Linked DNA regions of Homo sapiens: regions 2 and 3 are each linked to region 1. The links are chromatin loops, found by intact Hi-C in ENCODE. Cell type or tissue: OCI-LY7. All regions are shown on one strand. Each heading gives the region's core, and the rest is flanking DNA. Links, peaks and the distances in the headings are about the cores only.

What was found. A loop is a pair of places that touch in the nucleus more often than their neighbours do. Peaks named below come from ENCODE experiments on the same cell type or tissue, not always from the same donor. Only the 100,000 strongest peaks of a DNase experiment are listed, where the experiment ranks them.
Region 2: it touches region 1 in a loop (11-fold over the local background); 2 of 110 quality-filtered maps call a loop at or near these places.
Region 3: a loop joins it to region 1, with 5 times the contacts of the local background. A loop is called at or near these places in 16 of 110 quality-filtered maps.

What each region holds. Positions count from the first base shown.
Region 1 is chr6:87,918,725-87,927,027 of GRCh38, forward strand. No RefSeq gene overlaps it. Among named protein-coding and RNA genes, the nearest start is that of SPACA1, 120 kb to the right of the region's middle. RefSeq lists enhancers at 6,522-7,611, 6,797-6,986. In OCI-LY7, for the core only: no CTCF peak of the experiment used is centred there; DNase peaks (open chromatin) are centred at 2,547, 4,347, 6,827, 7,087 and 10 weaker places; H3K4me3 peaks cover 5,267 bases; H3K27ac peaks cover 8,000 bases.
Region 2 is chr6:88,609,613-88,617,915 of GRCh38, forward strand. RNGTT (RNA guanylyltransferase and 5'-phosphatase) reads right to left here. Exons shown (of 16, transcript NM_003800.5): 15 at 4,660-4,783; 16 at 285-3,270. The coding sequence ends at 3,107. Among named protein-coding and RNA genes, the nearest start is that of RNGTT, 350 kb to the right of the region's middle. In OCI-LY7, for the core only: no CTCF peak of the experiment used is centred there; DNase peaks (open chromatin) are centred at 2,339, 3,209, 4,949, 6,929 and 3 weaker places; H3K4me3 peaks cover 7,192 bases; H3K27ac peaks cover 8,000 bases.
Region 3 is chr6:88,175,821-88,184,123 of GRCh38, forward strand. No RefSeq gene overlaps it. Among named protein-coding and RNA genes, the nearest start is that of CNR1, 14 kb to the left of the region's middle. RefSeq lists enhancers at 2,099-2,298, 7,573-8,136. In OCI-LY7, for the core only: CTCF peaks have their summits at 4,204 and 4,415; DNase peaks (open chromatin) are centred at 2,251, 2,531, 2,961, 4,061 and 1 weaker place; H3K4me3 peaks cover 4,141 bases; H3K27ac peaks cover 4,626 bases.

The DNA.
Region 1 (8,303 bases), core at 150-8,149:
TTTCAAACTGAATCCACATTTTAACAGTTTCTCACCTCTCTATCTGGATTAGAAAAAACCGACATCATCGTAACCAATGTTAATCATTCTTTCACATTCCAAAGTGCTGACATTTGCTTCTTGGTTATAATCCTCAATTTGGAGTTTGGCTCCTTGCTTTGTCTCAGGTTCCCATGGGCCTTACAATAATGCTTATCATTTGCATAGCACTTTTAAAGCCCCTTTCAATTGTTAATTAATTAATTCATAAGATGTCCTTTCACAATCTCCACTTAATGCATAAATAAGCAAACTGGGCCAAACAGAGGTTAAATGACTAGGGCAGAACCATATGTGGATATGGCTAGTCCTTTCATTTATTTTTTTTAAATTTCCAGAAAGGAAGACACATTTTAATTCCAGGGCTCACCAAAATTTGCAATTTCTACATCACACTACACGGTCAGTTCATGAACTGGGGCAATCTGGGGAAATACTTGCTTTGGTATAGTGTTAGGTGTTCAAGTGGAAATGAGAAGTCCTGGGTGACTTCCTAAGATCATGGAACCCTCTCTGATCTACAGGCTCAGGCCAAGCCTTAGAATAGGATGAGCTCTCCAACTTTGTTTTAAGGATAAGCTATTTTTTGATGTTTTCTGAAATGTAAGAATGATTGCCCTGGAATGTCATATTGCTCTGGGTAGTAGAAATAAAAAACATAAAATGGGAAAGGCTTTTCTTACTAAATGCCTGAGAAAAGTGTGCTTTTTCTGGTCCTTGTCACACTTGGGATCTACTGGGCACCTTTAGCATCTGGTGTACTGCAAGACTTCAGTAAAGACCTGCTTAATTGGCTGTTACCCTGAGTTCAGAACAGCATCTAAGCTGGGAAGAACAGCTTCTGCTCTAGAGAAAGAATGAAGAAAAGATGGGAAACAGCTGGTTGAGAAGGTGTCTATCTGAGGGGAATAGGCGGGGGAGAAGAGGCAAGCCACCAGAGAGTAGTGATTACTTCTGAGATGGTCACTAGGTTTCCTGTACCCAAGTGCCATAAAAGCAATTAAATGGGATATTATCTCAGTTTCCTAGGGCTACTATAACAAATTACCACAAACGGGGGTTTCAAACAGCAGAAACTTATTCTTTCACAGTTCTGGAGGCAAGAAGTCCAAATTCAGCAGGGTTGGTTCTCTTTGGAGGCTCAGAGGGAGAATTCATTCCATGCCATTCTCCAAGCATCTCATGGGTGCCGGCCACCACTGGTGTTCCTTGGCTTGCACCTGTGTAACTGTAGTCTCTGCCTCCATCTTCTCATGGCCACCTTCTCCCCGCGTCTCTGTGTCTCAAATGTCCCTCTGCTTTCTCTTTCAAAGACATCAATCATTGGGTTTAGAACTCCCACTAAATCTAGGATGATCTCATCTCTCTTAACCTTAATTATATTTGCAAAGACCTTATTTTCAAATAAAGTCTTACTCACAGGTACCAGAGATTAGGACTTGGATATATCCTTTTGGACACACAATTCAACCCACTACAGATATCATTCTTCCAACCTCAGGTCTGAGGAGAAGCTGAAATAGTGACTGGGCAGTGCAAACTTGGGTTTCCAGATGGAGATGGCCAGCAAGTGTTTCTGGAGCCAGAGCTGACAAATGCATCCTTCTACCTCTCTTCATCCAGCTCAATGCTCAACTAGAGGGAGGAGTTGCTCTGCAGCCCCAAGAGTCCCCACCGTATCTGGTGTCTGTGGGAGAAAGTCTGCTTTCTGGATGGCAGAGACGACCTTCACGCCATGCACACCAGCAGGCAGACACTTCCCCTTCCTCCTGGCCCTGATCCTAATGATGATTCCTTAGGCATCTGGAAGAGAAGGGTAGCTCTATAATTCCTGGGTTCATGAACATTGTAAATGGGAGATTTCTCTGCTCATGGTAATACATGGGAGACAAGTCTGGGTACTCTAGCACTGTTTTTGTGCTGACCTGATCCTCCCGTTCTCTCCCCAAACACCCCAAATTTTCTCTTCGGGGGTCTCCACAATCTTCTCATCACCCAAGTTAGTAACCTGATGCATCATTGTGGATTTTCCCTCTGTCTCACCTGTTACATTGAATCAGCCCCTAGATCATATTGATTCTCCAACTTTCCATTTCCTAATCCAGCCTTTCCTTTTCTTCCTGATCAGCTCTTTTCTCTTTCAGCCCACCATCACCATCTCCTGAACTACTAACCTTAGCTGCTTTTCTGGTTTGTGTTCCTCCAGTTAATTCTTCCTTCCAATCTTATCTGCTACTCTGCTGTGATATTGATGCTTCTACCAATTTTTAGGTACCCTCTTACTTTAAATCTTCCACTGGCCTCCATGGCCGATAACACCCAAACTCTCTAGCAGGCCACAAATTTCTTCATGATCTGATTCCTGACAGAGGCAACTGGGCTGCTGGATCAGCTGTCAGTGGTGCAGACATGACTTCTGCTAAAACAACCTCTGGGTGCCACAATCCTGAGGTGGGTGCTCTGGTACACAGCAGAGCTCTCCACCCAGCCCAGTGCTTAACCAAATCCACACACCAAGATGCCTCCAACCAATCAGCAATACTCAAGAGAGTTTGCTTTTTAAATACAGGGTGTGGTCTCTTGGCTTTAAAAAACCTATCTTGTTTCTTCTTCTCCTGAAACCTCTTTTCCCAGAGCCTAGACTCTGTGCTGGATTGAGTTTCCTGCTTGGCAGTAAAAATCTTTTCCCCGAGTATTCAGTCATTGGCTCTGTAATATTTGCTTTAAACAAAAAATCTCTATTTATCTCTAAAGCCTCATATTTCCCCCATTTCCCCTAAAGTTCCCTGTGTTCTAACCATTCAAAACTTCTTAGAATTCTGTGAACAGTTGGCCAGGTGTGGTGGCTCACGCCTGTAATCCCAGCACTTTGGGAGGCCAAGGTTGGTAGATCACCTGAGGTCAGGAGTTGGAGACCAGTCTGATCAATATGATGAAACCCTGTCTCTACTAAAATACAAAAATTAGCCAGGCATGGTGGCATGCGCCTGTAATTCCAGCTTCTTGGGAGGCTGAAACAGGAGAATCCCTTGAACCCGGGAAGGGGAGGTTGCAGTGAGCCAAGATCATGCCATTGCACTCCAGCCTGGGCAACAAGAGCAAAACTCCATCTAAGAAAAAAAAAAAAATTCCCTGAACAGCCATGCTTTCATTCCTCCATGCACTGTTCATGATGTTTCCTCTTCTGAGAACACCAAATACCCCATGCACACCTGACTATCCTTCCAGCTTAAGTGTTAGGTCTGCTGATTCTCTTAGGCCTGGGAGCTCTTTTTTTGGCATTCCCATAGCAATCTAGTAAATGATAATAGAACTTAGCACACATATCCAACCCCAAAATGGAGCTTTTAAAACTGTGGGTCAACATCCCATTAGTGGGTGGTGAAGTCAATTTAAAAAGTAAAATAGAACATAAAGTATCAGAGTATATTGCCTATAGTAAGGGTCTGGTATGTGAACTTTTGCTGCTGCTGGTGTTGCTGCTGGGTGGTGTGTGTGTCTGTGTGTGTTTGGGGGGGGGGTTGTTACTATGGGTGATGGGCACTAGACCGTGAGATACTTTAGTGCCAGGATCTTGCCTCAATCATCTTTGTATGCCTGGGGCTCAGCCCAGCGTTGGCACAGAGTTGACAGCAAATGTTGAGTGAATGAAAGAATCAGTGCAAATGTGAGAATACTGTAAAAGGTCCTCAACATGTTCTCAGGAGGCCAACAAGGGTGACTGGCAAAACACTGAAGATTGCAAAACCCATTTGCTAACCCTGCCCATGTTTATAAATAATCAAAGCCAGAGGTTTGGAGTAAGTCAAGCCCATGTCTTCTGCAGGTATGGACTCAGATTCAGCTAATACTTAGCATCTACTTCTTTGCCACATGCTATCTTATTTAGTCTTACAAAAAAGCTGCAGTCATGACTTTCCTTTTTCAGTTCTGAAACCAAGGCACAGGGAGGGTTAAATGTTGCTTTAAGCAAGAACTGTGCTTGAATTTACATCTTTTATCAGTTAGGTGAGTGTTCTTTTATGTAGGGAGATGCACAAGTCAGGAGTGTGCCAGCTTCTGGGAGGCTGTGGAGGAGAGATGGGGAGGACCAGGGTAGCATAGGACCCATGCTTGGTGATAGCTCAAAGGAAACAGCCACACAGAGAAGAAAAACATTAGCATATATTTGTGACAAAGACTTGTAAGGCCTATGAAGAAGTGATTTGAGTAGGCATGTCAAAGGTCCATTAACCAAAAAGCAGAAGACACAGCTCTCTAAGTGTGACAGGAAGTATTTGTCATACAGTTGTACTGTCACGGATGGGAGCCACCAGCAGCTGTTGTGTGCTGTTTGCACATTAACCACACAATCGTGGAGATTGATTTGGGAGCCTAGTCCCTGCCCCACTCCCCTGTCAGCCTTCACCTGTCTGCTCCCTCCTCTCTCCTTCCTACCCCACTGTTCACTCACCCCTGCCCCCTGGCCCACCTCCTCTTCCATCTGGATGCCTCAGAGCAGATGTGGACACAGCCATATGTTCCATCACTCTGACTAATGCTGCTGTGCTTCTAGGTTGGCTCAAGTTGGATTGTGATTAGTGTTTACTGCTATTATCACTAGATCAGATAATGGTGATGGTTATTGATTTGCCTAGCACAAACCTCTTTGTTTATTAGGAGCCTTGTACATAATGAAGGGAACACACCGAAAGACAAACAAAAAATATTTGTATTTATTTATTGAAAATGGGCAGTGCAAGACTGTGTCCTTGGCTCTGTCCTGTTGAACATTTTCATTAGGGACTTGGATCAAGACTTAAGAGACCTGCTGATCAAATTTGCAGTTGGCACAAAGCGGGGCAGGACGGCTAATAGGCTAGATAAGAAGAGCAGATTTTAAAAAGATCTTGACAATTGGAACAAAAAGCCAAACCAACAGAAAAAAATTTAATAAGAAACTTAAGGTCTTGTACTTGGGTAAATAAAAATCTGCTTCAAAAGTATATAGGATAGGAGGAGAGACTTTTCTTTGTAGCAGTTCTAGGGAAAACAACTAAGGACTTTTAGTAGATGTCGGCTCTACCATGAGTTAACGAAGAAGGTGATGCAAATTAGGCTGCATGAATAGAGGCCCTGAACAGATCCCCACATCTGCAGGACTCCGAGTGTCTATCACATTGAAGATAAAAATACAAACATGTTATTGATTGATTGATGATTGATGGATTGAAAACAATTTTAAATTCTTCCTTAAAAATTATCAGAGGCCAGGCGTGATGGCTCACACTTGCAATCCCAGCACTTTGGGAGGCTGCAGTGAGTGGATTGCTTGAGCCCAGGGGTTTGAGACCAGCCTGGGCAACATGGTGAAACCCCATCTCTACAAAAAATACCAAAAAAATTTAGCCAGGTGTGATGGCACACCTATAGTCCCATCTACTTGGGAGGCTAAGATGGGAAGATTGCTTGGCCCCAGGAGGCTGAGGTTCTGCTAAGTTGAGATTGCTCCACTGCACTCCAGTCTGGGTGACAGAGTGAGACCCTGTCTCAAAAATAAATAAATAAATAAATAAATCAGAGTAACAAGAGTTAACTGCAGGTAATGAAACATTATAGGTATATTAAAAAAAATTCTTCCTTCTAACATCCCCCAAAACAGATAACACATGTTAACAACTTGGTGTGTATCCTTCTGTGCTGTTACTCATGCTGAGACAAACATATCAAAACAAACCCACAAGTATATAAGATTTTTGTTGGGATTTTTGGTTTTTCATAAAGTGGACAAACCCATTTTCTCCATCTTTCTTCACTTAAGGATACATCATTGACACCTCTCCAAAATTAATTTTAAAATGCTTAATGTTCCAGAAATATGGATGTGGTATCATTTATTCATCCCTTAATCAATGTCACATTTAAGAGGGATATGGGCAAATAGGGCAGGGGATGATGTTCCAGGGCAGGATGGCAGAAGTGGAGCCAGAAGCCATGACATAGAAAAAAGGACTGATGCAACCAGAGATGCTTAACTGGGAGAATAAAAGGTGGGTGGAAGAAGGGGAGGGTTGGTTGGGTTCATCAGTTAATATTGGAGCTTTGCTCAGACTGGGGTTGAACAGGTTAGTAATTCTATGGTTAGTGTTTGATTCCTTGTCAAGACAGGTCTAGGGAAGTGGGGAGGGTGAAGACTCTATTTCCTTCAGTGATTGGAGGGTTGTGCAAAACAGCAGCCTTTGGGGTTACCAAGCGTGGCCCACCCTATCCCCAGAGAGCTGGCGGGCTCTGTGGAACAACCTCCACAGTAAGCACATTATAAAAACATTAGGCGAAATAATAAAAATAATGACATTAAAAAGAAAAATTGTTGTAGAAACCAAACAAACCCAGACCTACAGCCGAGGCAGGCACCAGCCGGGATGTTGTTAGCATGCTTAGGAGAAATTTGATTTCGATGAATTTCGTTGTCAGTGTAACCAGGGCATGAATCACCCTCCTCCGCCCTTTCTCATCGTTCTAATACCAAGATTTAGAGAACATGGCATTAGAGAGATAAAGAGGTTCACAAACAGTATCAGCCAGGAGCCCCCCGGGCCCAAAAGCAGCACCAGGCTCAGCCAGGAGGCAGCTTTCTGCTGTTATGGGCCTATAAATCTGAAGGCATCTGAACCCCTGCGGGATCTGAAGCCATCAACTCTGAGACCAGAACTGTCACCTTTTCTGCTCCCAACCTCTTCCTCCCACCACAGTCCACCTGACCATGGGGTGAGAAATGAGGTTTCTCACTAGAAGCAAGTTCTGGCAGAGCAGGGGCCTGGCCACACCAGTGCTGTAGCAAGCAGCTTGCACTGGCTTCCAGGGTTTGCATCCGTGGTGACAAATGTACTCTCCTGAGGTGGCTAGGAAAAGCCACCTGTCCTGCCAGACACAGGGATGCAACGCCAGTGTAGGATCTGGAGGATCCCACATGCAGCATCGGGGCAGATGGTCACAGTCTGGTGACTGGGGAATCCCCAACGGCCCTGAAACCATGCTCTCAGTTTTATTTTTAGCTAATATGTACTTGATCCTTTCCCACGTGCCAGACATAGTGCCAGGTGCTTCCTGTGGATCATCTCCATCCGTGTTCCCAGCCCTCTGCTAGCTACTGGTGCACATACTTTACACATGAGGAGACTGAGGCTCAGGGAGATGAAGTTACCTGGCCCAAGTCACTCAGCTGGCCAGGAGTGGAGCCAGGGCTTGACCTGAGGTCTGCCCAACTCCAGCATTTATACCCTTTCCATTAAGAGTTGATGATGCCTCATGGCCATGAGAAGGGACTACGGGGAAAAGTGGGCTTTCCTAAAGCCTTTGCTTTCTCTCATCTGATTACAAATCCAACCAATTTCATGCGTTCCAATTCGAAGTGCTCAACCTACCCTCATTTATCTATAGTTCGTCACAGCCCTCAAGATTGCTTAGGGGATGGGGGACCTGTCTTAGTAATACCAGTGCTTCAGGCCGTTACCACTCACACAGGTGACAAAAACAGGGACTAGAAATTAGAATTAGAGAAATCCACAAAGCGCTGAGGTTGGCTGTCTTGTGGTGGCGTTTCTCAGATACCAGGGCCCACTGATTTATTTCCCTCAAGGAGAGGCAGTGAAAAACAGTGGTTAGGAAAATAGTCATGAAACATGGATTCTGGAGTTGAGTGATCTGGGTTTAAGTCCCAGTTCTGGCTGTGACTTTGGGCAAGTTACTTAACCTTGTATAAAACAGGAATAATAATAAGATTAAATGAGCTCTTGTATACAGAGTTGTCAGCTTAGTCCCTTGCACAAAGTAGGTATTCAGTACATACTATCCATTGTGGATAGTATGTTGTCCCCAGGTACAGCGGGGACACTGCAGAAGCACTGTCATTAAGGCATGCACTTGGAGTTGTTTTTCCTGTAGGGGGAACATGTTTTAGTCAACCAATATCTGTTCACAAATCTGGCGTCTTTTGGGGAATTGTTTGGGAACTGCCTGGCCTGGGTAAAGAGAGGCATTTCCAGAAGAATATAATTCCAGGCTCAAAGACAGCTGATTCACAGTACCGGTTCTGCCAGTCACCACTGGGTCCTTTGTGCAGTCACTCCATTCTCTGAGTTGTGACTGAAGGATTATGAGAGCCACCTTGGCTAGGTCATTGTCCACCTGAGATGAGGTCACAAATATAAAGCACCCAGAAGAGTGTTTGGCCCCCAGATGGTACATGGTGGTAATTGGTCCCCTTCTGCTGTGGCCTAACCACA
Region 2 (8,303 bases), core at 13-8,012, 690 kb after region 1:
AAAATGGCAGGGGTGGATGGGGGTGTGTGTGTGGGAGGATCTAGACAGAACAGAGCCAACAGGAGGCAGAGCCTGGACTTGTGTGAGTCTAGTCCAGAGTTTTCTCCACCACATGTGTCCTCCCACTTGGGAGTATTTGCTTCTTGGCTTCCAAGGTTATTTTTTTGGCCAGGAAAAACTATATGCAGAGTTCAAAATGGTGGTATTATTTAAACATTTAAAGATGGCAAATTCCATACTATAAAAATGCAATGCAAAAAAAAATTTGGTAGTTCACGACTTCATCATTTCAGAATATTTATTGCTATTGCTGAGTATTCTAAAAAATTTAAATGCATTAAAAATAATGTAACAGAATATCTACTCATACAGTAGACTGCTAAGATTAGATGAAGAGAAATAATATAAACATCATATAAAGATGTGCTTTCTCCCATTCCTCTCCACTTCAAAAATAAAAGGTTCAAACTACACCCCCCTGTGTCAATCAAATTTCTCAGTTTCTCAGAAAGAAAAATAGAGGCTTTCCAAGTCTTTATGCTAATCTCTACAAAGCCAGATGGATTACACTGGGTGTGGCTGACAGCAGTAGGATGTGATGCCAGCAATAGAAGGGACACAAGAGTATCACCAGTAAAACAAAGTAGATACACTTATGCTAATTTAAATCAGTAGTTTTATTACAATACGCACTGACACACAATTGGAAAAGGAATGTCCTGACATTTTCTGAGCATTTCACGGAAAGCAAATGTAACCATCCACGCAGTAGAGTCATCCACACCTTTTCCTAACAAAAAGCAAAAGCTTTCACATGTGATAACTGAAGAAAGCAAAGTTTTCTTATTCTTGTCTAAAAAACTTCAGTCTCAGAAAATAGTTATTGAAGTGAGCTGAGAAGGAGCACATTTCCTTCACAATGTCCAAAATCCTGCCTCTAGATTATCCCCCTGACCTTCTAAATGACTTTTATAATACTGCAGATGGTATTATGTTCAGGGGCTAAATGGGATCTACTTATAAGGCCAACTACTCTATGTCACTATAATTGAAAGGAAAGAATAAATTAAGAAAATTAAGTCCTGCTAAAATGCACAAAGACTTGAAGAAAATATCTGGGTGTATTAAAAGTGAGATGCTCTTTTCACGTAACTCATTTGAAAGGTTACAATTACCATAAACATTTTAACTCCATTAAAGATCATTGGCAAAAGCTTGCTTTCGTATCTGCAAAAGGGCTCTGCCTTTCCACAGGCTCGGAGGGAAAGCAGCACACCGTGGAAGAGTCACTCGTCCTGGGGAAGCAGGCATCAGACTATTTGAAGTTGCATAGGCATTTTTTTTTTAATCCATTTTGTAAAAGATACTATGGAACCTTGAGAATTTTCCCTCCTTCAATAGTCATTGTGGCATCAGTTGTTTTAATCCCTTTAGCGCCCAAATGTGCAAAAACACTCTAGTAAAAAACGTTACAATGGCGTTTTGGATAAATTCACTATACATTACATGACTTGGGAACAACGAAGAAAAAAGCCCAAGCTTGACTCAACTATTTCATATAGAAAAGCACTGCAGGAGAAAACTTTGTTTAAAAACATTAAAACTCAGGTGAATATAAATACATTTTTGGTTCATCTGTGCTATGTCCATATAGAAATCCCGTCAGATATTCAGTCTACCGGGTAATTCAGTTGGATTTCGTGTCTGACTGAATCAGTAGAAGAATATACACTTGCATATACTTACACAGATATGCATTTACATATACAATTCAGACCATGAAAATTTGTTTTAAATACATTTACTTAAAACATGTACCTCTAAAAATAAATACACTAGCCTCCATTTAGCTAATTCTCAGAGTTCTTTCACAAACCAATTAGAACAGTTTATCAACAATGGCAGACAATCAATTAGCCGCCCTTTAAATCCATTATCTATCAGTAAACATTTTAAAATTCAGATGTATAACAGAAATAACATCCGCAGAATAGAATGTAGATAGAATTCTCGCTTTGAAAATAAATGTCTTGATTTCCTTGATATTTAGTTCCTACAGATGTCTACACTTTGCCTCTGCATTTATCTAGCAGTGGGAGAGCATTTTCTGGTGACAGCATTCTATTCCATGACATTACCTTCTAATCAAAGAAGTTAGCTGGCATTCCCTTTGCTGTTTTGTTCGAGAGAAGGAACACAACATCGTTTGTATTTGATATCACTCCCATAGATCACAGTGAGTTGTGTGTTTTAACGTAATTTACAATGTGCTGATACCACTGAGGTAAAGCAGAAGTAGCCCTGGCATTTAAAAAAAGAAGTCTCCCAGGAGAACAACACATAAAGGACCTGGTGGTGTATGTCCAAGTTCCATGAAGTAACTCAAAACCACTGCCAGAATGGACACACTGGATATCTGATATCATAGTCGAAACAATACAAACAGATGAAAATACTCAAAATACTTCCTTTAGAAACAATGCAATTCACAAAAATGGAGCTTTACTTTTTTCTTTTACATTTCCAAAAAACTTGTTAAAATGATATAAACCAGACCAAGTTGTTTAATATAGTACAACTTAACAACCCTGTCATTTGTTTTTGAATACAGGGATCTCAGAAATGTAGGAAATCCATGGTAAATGATAGCAAGAATGTTTAATGCCATTGCCTGGATTTTTTAAAAGGAAAATTTGCTACAGTTGTAACACAACTTCTAAAAAATACTGTTTTATGGGCTCACAGTTTCCAGATTGTTAACTTTATAAATTAAATGTGAAGCTACCCATATATAAACAAGGCCTCTTTTTCATTGATTTCCATCTTGTTTAAACCTTTGGATATTTCAATCTTCAGATTCCACAAGGTAAGGCTGAGTTTATCAGATAAATAAGATGTTTAAGTCCACGATGTATTGCAGCACTGAGGAAACGAATGCATCAAGTATTTACAGGCTGGCTACGATAACTTTCTTTTTTTAAAAAAAATTCAAATGTGTATCAACATCAAGCCACAGTCGTTTTTCAATTTCTCTGGCTACAAAAATGGGCAACAGCGTTTTTTCCTCATTCCTCTTTCTTCTTAACCCTCAAGTCACAGGCAGGTCTTAGGTTAAAGGGCGTGGTCTTTTGGGAGGTGGTGGTGGCATGAGCTCCGTGTCAGGGTCCAGATGATGTTTTCGCTTCTGTCCTTGAGAAGCTGCAGTACATCTGTCGATGAACTCAAACAGCATCTCCTTGGTGACAGGGTTTGAGATGCTGTTACACACAGCTGTGGACAAAGGGAGACAGGTCTCATGTGAGGGTTAATTAAGGCAGCTGACTCACCACAGGCTTATGAGAAAGGTTTTCATCCCAATATACTAAATACTTTCCATTTTACCCATTTGAGTGATGTGCTTCACATTGAACTATCTCCTCCCTACCCTACACCCAAAATATGTGCTTGTCTAATGGCTACTCTTTACTGCAGTATTAATTTTAAACCAAAACTTTAAATGTTTGGGCTATAAGCATGTCTTCCCCACGGTTTTCTATCCCTCCCAAACCAGTTTTTATGGGATTTTAATCTAACACAACACATTGCACCATAGTCTGTATTCAACTAAAACTTCTACAGAAAACGTGCACTATAGTCCTTCAATCTTTCTCTCAGAAAGAAGTCTACTCTACGAAACATAAAACATGGCACCAGCCACCATTCCTGTTGAATAGGTGGTTTCATTGTAGCTAGCAGACCATATTATCTTCTCTTATCAAAATTTAGTGCCAGTCCTTTTCATTTTATTTACCTATTTGGTCTTAGAAGAAAAGACATTGGCTTAATCATCCTGACTTTTGAAATTAACTCATCTTGTCTGAACATGGATGCTAGTTCCAATGAGAACTCCTAAATGTACAACAGTAACTTTTAAACTGCAAAGCTGAAATTGGCAATTTCAATATTTTCTCATTAGCTTATCATATCATCATCATCATCCTCCTCATCAACTGCACATTCTAAAAGTAAAGTTTGATTAACCTGTTATCTTGGTTTTTACCTTTTTTCAACTCCACTAAAAATGCAATCCAGAACAACAACTGCTACTGGTAGTGGTATACCTTATAAACTTCAATTAATTTGTGTTGTTCCCCATGAAAGAAACTTACTATTCTGAATTCCCAAAGCATTCATATTGTACCCAAAGAACACTCTGAAGAATAGCATAGCAGATTTTGTCTTTTTAAATGGTTTTCGTTTACTTTGTTCTCCATTGTTTATAAAGCTATTTTAAGAGCTGGAAATTACATTTTCCCCTGATAATTTTGTCTTTTACCATCTGGCAAACAATGGTTTTTATAGTTTTGAATAGATCTGAAATTATCATGGTTTCTGTTGTTGTTGTTGTTCAATAAATTCAACTTGTATACAGCCCAGTATCCTGCCCTTTAAACTTCTCTTTTGGGTGCATGGGCACAAGATCACCAGTTTAGAGAGTAGAACCTACAAGCCAACTGGAGCCAAACAGAATACAGACTTGACGTATCTTTCCCATCAAACAAGGATGAAGTCCAAATGACTATGCCCCATTAAGCAAAACAACAAAGGCAGCACACTTTGGGTCTAACACCTTAATTTTTGTTTTAAATATAATAAGCACTGGTAAGTTGTCATACTCACCCATGGCAGTGTTGTAGGCATTAGGAAAACTTTTGTCTGTTCTCTGTCTCATGAAGACCCAGCTGTTGTTCTCAAATTTGCATTCTATAATTTTGTTGTCATACTGTTTCAGCTCTTTTGTCACCTGTTTTGAAAGAGAATTGAGGAAAATATTTAAATAACTTGAAAGGCTTTTTGCTTCTACTATGTGACAGGCACATTAGGAAATGATAAAAATACCTCAGTAACTCTTCATGCAGAGAGCTCTTTGTCATCTGAAGTATCTAATCAAGCTTAAGGTATGGTGTGCACTCCCTTGTACACATGCTCACTTATCCGACATTTTATAAATAATTGTGAAAATGGCTGTCAATATATAGCAATTAAAAGAAGCTAGGCAGAAACCAGCCATGCTGGGCCAAATGCAAATATGTTACCATGGGGACCAATACCTTCAATATTGTCTGTGTCTCTACGGCTTTCAGAAATTGAGTATACTGCCTAGGTTTCATCAACTTTCAGAAAGGTCTAACCATCTAAATTCCTATGTTAAAATCTAAGAAATGCCGTGTACTAGTTAAATGAAAAAGTTACATATCAATAGTGAATACTAGGATCAAATTCAGGCAATGTACATCCTAAATATTTTGCTTTCCAAGCAGTGACAATTAACCAACAATCTAATCTTCAGGAAACTTAGCCTTTCCATCCCCAAACTAGTACAAATTTACAGATGAAGCTATTTGTGACATTAGTTGATGGGTTTTTTGGCTTCTTCACCTCAGATGACTGAATATGGATACTCTATCAAAGCTAACAAGTATCCATGGTAACTACGAACCTTTTAAAAGATATTTCACTGGGCTGTGAGAATGGTTTTCATAAATAGGAACCTAAGCTTATCTTTGTAGTTTTCAAATCAAATGCCAGTCATGGTAATATTTTAATTCTGTCCTCATCTTTCATGGCTAACAACTTTTCCTCACAATATGGTAGACTGCAATCATTTAACTTCATTAGCATTATCTGAAACATTCTCATTTTTCTACCCACATATTCACTACCACCTAGGAATATGACGAGAAGTAAGTTTTTAAAAGATGCTTTCAATTCGCAGATTAGGCAGCACATGTCTTCATAAAAACTTTCAAACTATATTCCTTTCCCTTTACATTTGATTGTACCATCTGCATTTTCAACAAATCCAACAGGTGCAATACACTCAGTGGTTTTGGAACTAGACATGCCCAAAAAAGTGATATTCCAAGTAGCAAACTTGCCAAATTTATCCTCAAATATTCATTATTTTAGTCTCAATTCTCTTGCCTTGCTTTCTAGGGACCCATTCTTTTATTTTGGAAACACTGTGTATATGCAAGTATTGGACAACTCATTCAGTTAGGTAAACACAGTTTTGCTATACCACATGTAAGGTCTAACAGAAATAAGTTTCTAAACCTTTCAGTGTCTATTTCCTAATTTCTAAAATGGGGAACAAGTTCCTAATTTACTGGGTCACTGAAAGAATAATAATTGAAAGTGCCTGGGACATAGAACAATCAGTAAAATTGTTAACCAAATATAAAATTAGGCAATGAAACATTGCTTTTTAAAATCTGTGGTAAAAAAACATTGAATTTTCCATCTTAACCATTTTTAAGTGTACAGTTCAGCAATGCTAAGTGTATGTCTAGAACTTTTCCATCTTGCAACACTGAAATGCTATACTCCCTAAACACTAATTGCCCCCCTTCCCCTCTACCCAGACCTTGATAACTGCCTTTCTACTTTCTGTTTCTATGATTTTGACTACTTTAGATACTTCATACGAGTATTAACAGAATCACACACTATTTGTCCTTTTGTGATTGGCTTGTTTCACTTAGCATAATGTCCTTGAGGTTTATTCATGTTGTAGCATGTGACAGAAATTCTTTCTTTTTAAAGGTAGAATAATATTCCACTGTATGTATACACCACATTTTCTTTAGCCATTCATCTGTCAATGGACACGTGGGCTGCTTCTACCTCTTGGCTATTTTGGATAATGTTGCAAAGAACGTGGGTGTGAAAATATCTCTTTGAGATCCGGTTTTAAATTATTTTGGCTATACACCCAGAGGCAGTATCACTGGATCATAATTTTATTTTTAATCTTTTGAGGACCCCTTTGTTTTCCATAATGGCTGCATCAATTTACATTCTCACTAACAGTATGCAAGGGTTCCAATGTCACATCCTTAACACCTGTTAGTTTTTGTTCCTTTTTTTTTTAAAAAAAATTGACGCCCATTGTTTACTGTGCTCTAATTTAAACTTTTTGTTCTTTCATAGTGGCCATCCTGATGGTGTCAGGTGCTATCTCATTGTGGTCTTGATTTGCATTTCACTAATGACTGAGAATCTTTCCATGTGCTTATTGGCTGTATACTTTCTTCAGTATACTTTCTTCAGTATACAAGAAACTTTGTCAATTTTTTTAATTGGGTTGTTTATTGTTGTTGAGATGTAGGAGTTCCTTATATATTCTGGACATTAACTTCTTATCAGATGTACAATTTGCAATTATTTTCTCCCATTCTGTAGGCTGCCTTTTCACACTGCTGATTGATTCCTTTGATGTACATAAGTTTTTAACTTTGATGTAGTCCTCTTTGTCTATTTTTTATTTTGTTGCCTATGATTTTGGTGTTGCACACAAGAAATCATTGCCTAATCCAATGTCCTAAAGATTTGTCCTGGCCGGGCACAGTGGCTCACGCCTGTAATCCCAGCACTTTGGGAGGCCGAGGTGGGCAGATCATGAGGTCAGATCGAGACCATCCTGGCTAACACAGTGAAACCCTGTCTCTACTAAAAATACAAAAAGATTAGCCGGGCGTGGTGGCAGGTGCCTGCAGTCCCAGCTACTCGGGAGGCTGAGGCAGGATAATGGCATGAACCTGGGAGGCGGAGCTTGCAGTGAGCTGAGATCGTGCCACTGCACTCCAGCCTGGGCAAGAGAGGGAGACTCCATCTCCAAAAAAAAGATTTCTCCTATGTTATCTTTTACAAGTTTAATAGTTTAAGGTCTTATGTTTTGGTCTTTATTTTTGTGTTAATTTTTGTATATGGTGTAAGGTAGGGGTTCAACTTCATTCTTTTGCATGTGGATATTGCTTTCCCAACACTGTTAGTTGAAGATATTGATTGTCCCTTCCCATTGTGTAGTATTGGCGCCCTTGTGGCAAATCATTTGGCCATATATGCAATGATTTATTTCTGGGCTCTCTATTCTGCTCCATTGATTTGTATCTCTATCTTTATGCCAGTAATTAAGTATGCCATCTAAATTAGATGCTTTGAAGTATGTTTTGAAATCAGGAAGTGTGAGGCCTCCAACTTTGTTCTTTCTCAAGATTGTTTTGGCCTTTTGGGGTCTATTGAGATTCTGTATGAATTTTAAGATAGTTTTTTAATTTCTGCAAAAAATACTATTGGGATTTTGATAGGGGTGGAATGCATTTTAGTAGTATAGATGTTTTAACAATATTAAGTCTTCCAATCCACAAGCACCAATGTCTTTCTATTTATTTGTATCTTCTTTGATTTCTTTCAGCAAGAAACACTGCTTAATTAAAAAAAAAAAACCTTAGAAGTAAATTTACTAAAGGAACCATGATGAC
Region 3 (8,303 bases), core at 61-8,060, 260 kb after region 1:
CATGCAACCGTGCTTCCAAACGTCAAAAATCAAACCTTTTTATACAACCTTGTTGAACCCTAATCTCCTAATTTACTCCAGTGTCATGAAGAACCAGTATTGTGCTGGATCGCTGTAACATAGGAATATCGCACAGACTTATGTATAATGAGTATCATCTAGAAATCATGAAATCCCTCTTAGGGCATTTCATTCTTGAAACTGTGTTTTGTGGCCAGGCGCGGTGGCTCACGCCTGTAATCCCAGCTCTCAGGGAGGCAAGAGGCAGGAGGATAGCTTGAGCCCAGGAGTTCGAGACCTGCCTGGGCAATATAGCGAGGCCCCGTTCTCCAGAAAATGGAAAAAAAAAAAAAAAGATAAAACTGTGTTTTGTTTGTTTTCCTTTTCAGTGTTTCGTCTGCAAATCAAATCTATCACTCTTGTTTCTCTTTTAAAGCAATGTGAAAAATCAAGTGTCCTGCTTATTGACATTGTTAAGATAGAATTGCAGTGTTCTGGGGGTATAGGTCATCAAACTTTGAGCATATATGTGCTGAAAGTTGGTGTGCCCTGGAGTGTGCCAGGCAATTTTCCTTCAGTCTGTGCTGTAACTGGTAGTTTCTGCAGTTTTAGGTGTGGAAGAAGATTGCAAGTAGCAATCTGAAAAATCCGCCTTATCTACTTCAAAAGAAGGGGGCAATGACTTAGCATTGTTCCCAGCCTGCTCTGTGTCATCAAAGGCACATGTTTGAAAGACTGGTTGTCTGGCTGGGCACGGTGGTTCACGCCTGTAATCATAGCACTTTGGGAGGCCGAGGGGGGTGGATTACCTGAGGTCGGGAGTTTAAGACCAGCCTGGCCAACATGGTGAAACTCTGTCTCTACTAAAAATATGAAAAATTAGCCAAGTGCAATGGCATGCGCCTGTAATCCCAGCTACTCTGGAGGCTGAGGCAGGAGAATCACTTGAACCTGGGAGGCGAACATTGCGGTGAGCCAAGATCATGCCACTGCACTCCAGACTGAGCTACAGAGCGAGACTTCATCTCAAAAAAAAAAAAAAAAAAAAAAAAAAAGACTGGTTCTCCATTCCTGTGGTAGGCAATGTACCCCACAAAATATCACTGCCCAATCAAAGGCCTATATAAAAGTACTAACTGATCCTAAAAGAAACAGAAAATAACAGGCACTCTTCCTATGTTTCTTCATTTATCTACCTTTGTGGACATCTGCTGAAAATTGTGTATCCACCATAACTCTTACTCAGTTACAATCATAGTATAACCATTGTATTAGGACCTGAGATAGATGCAAAAATAAATATGATGCAGTCCTTGGCCTTGAAGATTTTACAGTGTGGTAGGGAAATATGGATATAGAGATTTACATGCAAAGAAGTCCTTGAATTGGATAGATTCATGTGGAAACACAGAAAAAAGAGTAACTAATTCTTCCTAAAGTGAGTGTTTGGGTAGTGAAAGAAAATTAGGAAAGGCCTCATAGGAATGAGATTTGACCTTGGCTCTGAATAATAAAAAGCATTCAAGTCATAGAAAACACCAAATGTAAGGCTGAGAGTAGAAATAAGGATGATGTCTCTAGCAAATGGAAAGTTTGGAGGACTTAAAGGAGAAAAGTGTGGAAATAAGTCAGGAGATGAGACTGAAAGTGGAAGTTTGAAAACTTTTCTTAAAGGGTATCATATATTGGGCTGAGAAGTTTAGACTTAAGGACTTATCTTATCATATGCTAGATGGAGTGGAGAGAAGACAGGCTGCAGGCATAGTGACCATTAGAACACATTTAGGAAAACTTAGGAGGAGAGATAGCAGGGCAGCAACCTTGGGCACTGGCCTTCAGTAGAAGTGATAACCTCAAAGGCCTCTAGGGCTCTGCAGGTATCTTGAATAATTAAAGGGCTGAGTATAAGGCAACAGAAAGTCGTGGGACCTACAGTGGCAGAAAGACTAGGTGCGCCAAAGCACTCAAATTCAATAAAAAAAGTAACAACGACAACATCTTTGTTGAACAAATAGAGCTCATCTGGGGATCAGATTTGTTCTGCAGATGTCAGTTTGCCACTCCTTGATCAATATAGAATGATCTGTTTACTCTCTTTTTGGTACCCTTTCAGAAGAGACAGCATTCCTGATCTTCTCTGGTGAACTATGCTGGTGTTCGGTCACTCTGAAAGTCAAAGACTTTGGTACTTTCTCAACTTCTGCTTCTTTAGTTCAAATTCACTTCCTTTTTTTCTACCTTCAGTGTGGCCACAGATCATTTGGTTCCCCGCCTACCCATTCTTAGAGTCTTTCATATTTTTTACCTTCCAACTCAAAGTACATTTTGTTTAAAATCAATACATGAAATTATAGTAATAACCACAACCAAGATTTGCATAACACTTCATGCTTAAGATGCATTTTCATCCCCTTTTTTTGAGGTAGATAAGGCAAATTTTTCAGATTAAAAAAAACCCAGACTTCATTTAAATGGCATATGCAAGTCATACAGCTGGAAGATGGCAGTGGAACTTTGGTCTCTCTCACTAAGTCAGTTTGCTCTTTTCTTGACCTCATCGTGCCTCCCATGGCCTCTTTGCAAGTTGGATGACTCATCTGCATATTTGTTCTGTCTAAGTACAGAGAAGAAGAATACTGGTTCAGAACTTAGAAAACAATGGCATTTTAATAAAAATGACACTTTGGACCTTAAAAACATTAAATTAATCTTTTCTTTAAACCCACAATTTTGTTGACAGTGTGCTAAAATGATGAATATTTAAAAGTTTAATTTTTTTTCTTAATATGGAAAATTTATTCCACTGACTACTTTTAAAACTCTTTAACTTTGAACTCAGTCATTTGTTTATCCATCAAATCTTCATTATCAGATATTGTGCTAGAAATACAAAAAGGAATAAAACATGGTTTCTGGCAGCAACTCAAGCTCCAGGTCATTTCTGATTGCCTCCATGCTGGACCCAAGAACTGACTATCTTCTGAAGGCTTTTCCCCTAATACCCCTCTGAAAGGATTTGTACAAATATATCAATATTTTTGATGGGACCATCTCAAGTTTTACTCAACTATAAGCAAAACTGGCAAGCATATAGCATTCTTTGGACAATAGGTAAACAGAAAAATCATGTTGCCTACAAATGTATTTTTAAACCAAAAAAATGTGGGGGATGAGGGTGATGATCCAACTCAGAGAACAGCCATTTTCAGTAGACTGTTTTGAAAAAACAACTGATTTGTCTTCTTGTTAAGATTCAAGAGAGAATTGCATTTATGTAACTTGAATAAACATCTAAAATAATTAAGGATTGCCTGAATTTGAAAATCATGACTGCCAAATTTAAAACAGAGATGGAAGCAGCCAATAGAAGAAAATCAGTTAGTGAAGTACAAAAGAATTTGCAAAACTCTCCCAGAACACAGAAGAAATGGGTAAAAGATTGAGGTGATGAGTGAGATTTAAAAATATGGGGAAAAGATCACGGAGATTCAATCAAGGAATATAGAATTCCCAAAAGAGACAACTGAATTGTTGGGCCAGAAACAAAGATCAAAGTGTTAAGATAAGAAAAGATCCAGAGAAACTCAGTGTAAACATCTGGACATTGAAGGTGTGAATAACATTCCCATTCACGTTGTTTTGTCATAACAAAACAATGACAATGCTCAATCATTAACAGAATGTAAAAATCCTAGACATTTTCACCACCCTGTCCCCCTACTCCTGCCCCCGCCCCCGGCCCGCAACGCACACAAAATAAAACCAACAACAACCCACCAAGTTATCTACTGTGTCTGTTAGGATTCCTGCAGGAAACAGCAACCACCTCTGATGGTTTCATGAAGAGACTTTAATAAAGGCACTACTTACCGAAAGGATTAAAAGAGCAAACAGGAAGGTGAGGCACCCAGAGACTAGCAACAACCTGTTGATGTCTCTTGGGCTAAAGAAACAAGAAGAGGAAGTAAAGTTAGCAGAGCAGGGGCCCTGTATGTGTTCTAAAATCACAAAGGGACACAGCTGCTGTTAAGAGATTCTGCACTGGGCTAGGGGAAATGGGGAAAAGGTAAGTTCTGACCTCTCTCTCCCCTCCTGCCCTCTGATCACCTGCTGGTACTTTCCATTGCCTGAACCCAGCCCGGAGCCAGCAGGCAAGGGGGCCAACAGAGGCAGAAAACAGCTGTGAGCCTTTTAGTGGTCACAGCAAGGTAGAGAAACATTGAATGGATTTGGAGGGCTGGGTGAGGACTTGAATAAGGAGTATATTTATCAAGGATCAAATAACTAGTTCAATTGAGAAATACTCAGTTAGCTTTGGAAAAAAAAATACTATAGTACACGGATTCCATATTCAAAAATACTGTAGTACATTAATTTGTTGTTCATGTGTGAATGAAGTAAAAAAATAGTCAAGGATAAGCAAGGACTTAGGGAAACTTCTAGATGATTCAATGAGTGTAAGACAAACTCAATCTCTGCTCTCTGAGCTTATATTCATGTTAAAATTAATTTGTAATGAACAGTGTCATGTGCTGGGAGGAAAAACTTCTCCTCTCCCAACTCAGGTCCTACTGGTTGGGGGCCTGTGAATTAAGTGACAATAAACAGATTAATAGGAGAAAAATATATTAGGCATGCAGGAGTACCTTATATAGAGAGTAGCTCCCAGAACAGTTAGAGTCTCTTAGACTATTAGTCTAGTAAGACAGTCTATTAGTCTCTAATAAGAAGGGCAGAAGTTAGAGTTTCAAAGGTTGAAAGGTTCTGATGGGGCTCATTCACACCATTTTTTTGGATTGTCCTGTTGTGCAAGGCCACTACCTTCTTGAATGGACACCTCCCCAAAGGGGCTTCAGGGGCAGCTGACTCTCATAAAACACTGTCAGATGAAGGAAATTCAAAGATTTCTTTCTGAATCTTCTGCAGCTCAGATGTCTTTACTTTGAAGTATCTCCATACCAGTTTGATGGGCTGTTGGTCTCTTCACATGGTAAGGAAAGTGGAAGCACAGGGTGCTACAGGTATACCTTGGAAGGGAAGAACCTGGTTCAGCATGATTAGGGAGAGCTTGGAAGGAAGTGGGGTCTTAGTTGAGACTGAAGGGTGAGTAGATGTTAATCAGGCACAGCACCTCAGGAGAAATCCAGGAAGAGGGATCAGTAATATGTACCATGTACCATCAGGTTGGCACCCAGTAGGTATTGAGCAACCATGATACGAGAGTTAATTAAAATAACCTAACAACTAAAAGTCTTAAGAAAATGTTCACAGGGAACTGATGTTATATATACATTTAGGAAGTATATACTGATCGTCCATTAAGGAGCTGGCACTGGGACACAAAAACAAGTAAAATGTATTCAGACCCATGCTTTTGACTGGGCAGTCCCAGAGGGAAGCAGGTAGAGACTTAGAGAATTAAATAAGCCCTTGATGAGAACTGTATTCAAAGCACCATAGGGAAGTGTGGTTGCTATGATGCATCCTATCTCCCCACTTGTCTGCTGAAAAGAGCTTTGATTTGATGTGCTGCACTTGACCCCTGGATCATCTCCTTTCCTCCTCAGAACTTTGCTGTTATGTTTGGGGATATTCAAAGTGTCACTAATAAACTTAATATTAATGCCTTTATCATCCTTGTCAATGAGAACCATAGAGGAGAAAAGATTTCTTATCCATTGCTAGGTTCATAGCTGAGGCTTCTATAACAAAAGACAGATATAGATTAATAGGAGAAAAGCATACAAACTTATTTAATATAAGTCTTGCATGACACAGTAGCCTTCAGAAATGAAGATCGAAAGAGTCAGAGAAACCTGTGTATTTTCATTCCTGAGTTTGATGAAGAAATGGATAGTTGTGGAAAAGTATGACTGGGTAAAAGAAGTATGGTCTAATGATGGTAAACCAGGAGGAGCTTAGCAAAGCTTGTTTGTTCTCTGGGTCTTCAGAGCTCACATGAAGGTCTTATGGCCTATTCAGGTGAAGGTCAGAAACTCCATTTCTAGAACTAATAGCCTGCTTCAGGGGAGAAGGGTGGGAGAAGGTCAGAGAGAGACGTTCCTGCTTCTGCAGTTTTCTCAAACACCAAGGTGCCATATTTGGGGATAGCATATCCTCAGCCCCATCAGAATCATATTCTCAAAGATCTGTCAGCCAGTTGGCAATACTATCTCTGTCTCCACTCTTCATTTCCTTTCATTTCTATGCTTTATCATGGTAAGAGAAATAGTGCAGCTAACTGTTTAGTTTCCCAGAAATTTGGAGGAAATTACTGAGGAAATATCTTGTCAAAAATCTCTTTTTAAATTTGTTTATTCAAATGAAGAAAGCATAGGGAATTCTTGAATAGTTCTACATTAAAAGGCATATCTTGTATTGACTAACAAAGATTTTCTCCTTGACAAAATTTTAATAAGGCTCCTCTGAGCCCTCTGCTTGACTAGACCCACCTTGGGCTTCTGTCTCCATCCTTGCGGTAGAGTCCAGTTTGGGCAAGAATCCTGTCAAGTCGATTTACACAGAGTCTTCCACCCTCCATATCTAATCAAATTACCTGTACCCATCCCCCACCATGTCCCAGGTGACATCTAATCACCCTGGCCTGCCTTCAGAAGAATCTTGTTATGTCAGTTTAGTGAAGAATTACCCTACTGATATGGTTTGGCCCTGTGTCCCCACCCAAATCTCATCTCAGATTGTAATCCCCATAATTCCCATGTGTCGAGGGAGGGGCTTGGAGGGAGGTGATTTGATCATGGGGATGGTACCCCCATGCTGTTCTCCTGATAGTGAGTTCTCACAAGATCCAGTGGTTTTATAAGCGTTTGGCAGTTCCTCCTTCATGTCCTCTCTCTCTTGCCACCATATAAGATGTGCCTGCTTTCCCCCCCACCATGATTATGTTTTCTGAGGCTTCCATGTGGAACTGTGAGCCAATTAAACCTTTTTGCTTTGTAAATTACCCAGTCCCAGGCAGTTCTTCACAGCAGTGTGAAAACAGATTAATATAACTACCCTTTTAGTGAGGTTCCATCCGTGGAACCCCCCAACTCTGCTCATTGGCTGTAAATTCCCACTTTTCCTGGCTGTATTTGGAACAAGCCCAATTTCTCTCCTCTACTGCAAAACCCCATTGAAGGAATCCTGAGTAAAGTCTGCCTTACTGTTCTTAACAAAAGTGTGAGAATAATTTTTTTTTAACATGACACACATTTCAGTAATCATTATCCTTAATAATTCTTTAAGGGACATACAAAGAAAAAAAGTAGCACAAAAAAGGGAAATAACCACAAAATGTGCTTGGTAATAAGGTACATATAGCCTAAAATGAGATCATCAATAATTAGAATTGTTCAAAGTTACTTCTCCTCTGGAAAAATAAGATTTTTATATTTATAGTTAAATGTGTAATTAAGTATTCTATGCATGTCATGTATAAAGGTATATTTATGCAATGTAATTTTAATCAGCTTTCTATATTATTTATCAATAAAAATAAGAAAAAACCAAGAGTGCTTTGGACTTTAATATGCAGAATCTTAACTCTCACATCCTGTCACTTTTGTGGGAAAAAGTAAATGGTTGGATAAGAAATATGCTGATTGAACTTATTTTCAAGTTATGAAAATAATGTGATTCTTGGTAGCTATGAAAACAGAGTAGTCTCTAATGAAATATATGCATGAAGGGAGCTATTAAGTCACACTTTATCTTCTTTATCTGAGTTTGTGATAAAATGTTCCCCACTGCTTAAAAAAAGCTGCAGTGAATTGAAGAGCTAAACTCTCTCCATCAAGGGACTAATGATTCTCCTGTTAAAATGTAAATGGAGCGGCCTTGAGTGGTTTAAAGCTTGCTAGGAAAGACTGTGGAATTGTCATTATCCTGTCATTACTGTGGCTCCCCACAGGAGCAATTGTAAAGGGGAAGGAGGGTTGAACTGAACTTCTAAGTGCCAGGGACACTTCTTGTAGCATTGAGGCAGTTAAGAGAAGAGCCTGGTATTCCAGAGATGGCAAGTGAGGAAGCAAGCACAGGAAAGCGTTTTAGAAGGTGATATATTAATAGTTTGGATATTTGTCCCCACTCAAGTCTCATGCTGAAATGCAATTCCCAGTGTTGCAGGTGGGACCTGGTGGGAGGTGTTTGGATCAAGGGAGTGGATTTCTTATGAATGGTTTAGCACCATTTCCTTGGTGCTGGCCTCCAGATAGTGAGTTCTTGTAAGACTTGGTCATTTAAAAGTGTGCGGCTCCCCACTGCCCCACTCTCTCTCTTGCTCCTGCCTTTGCCATGTGATG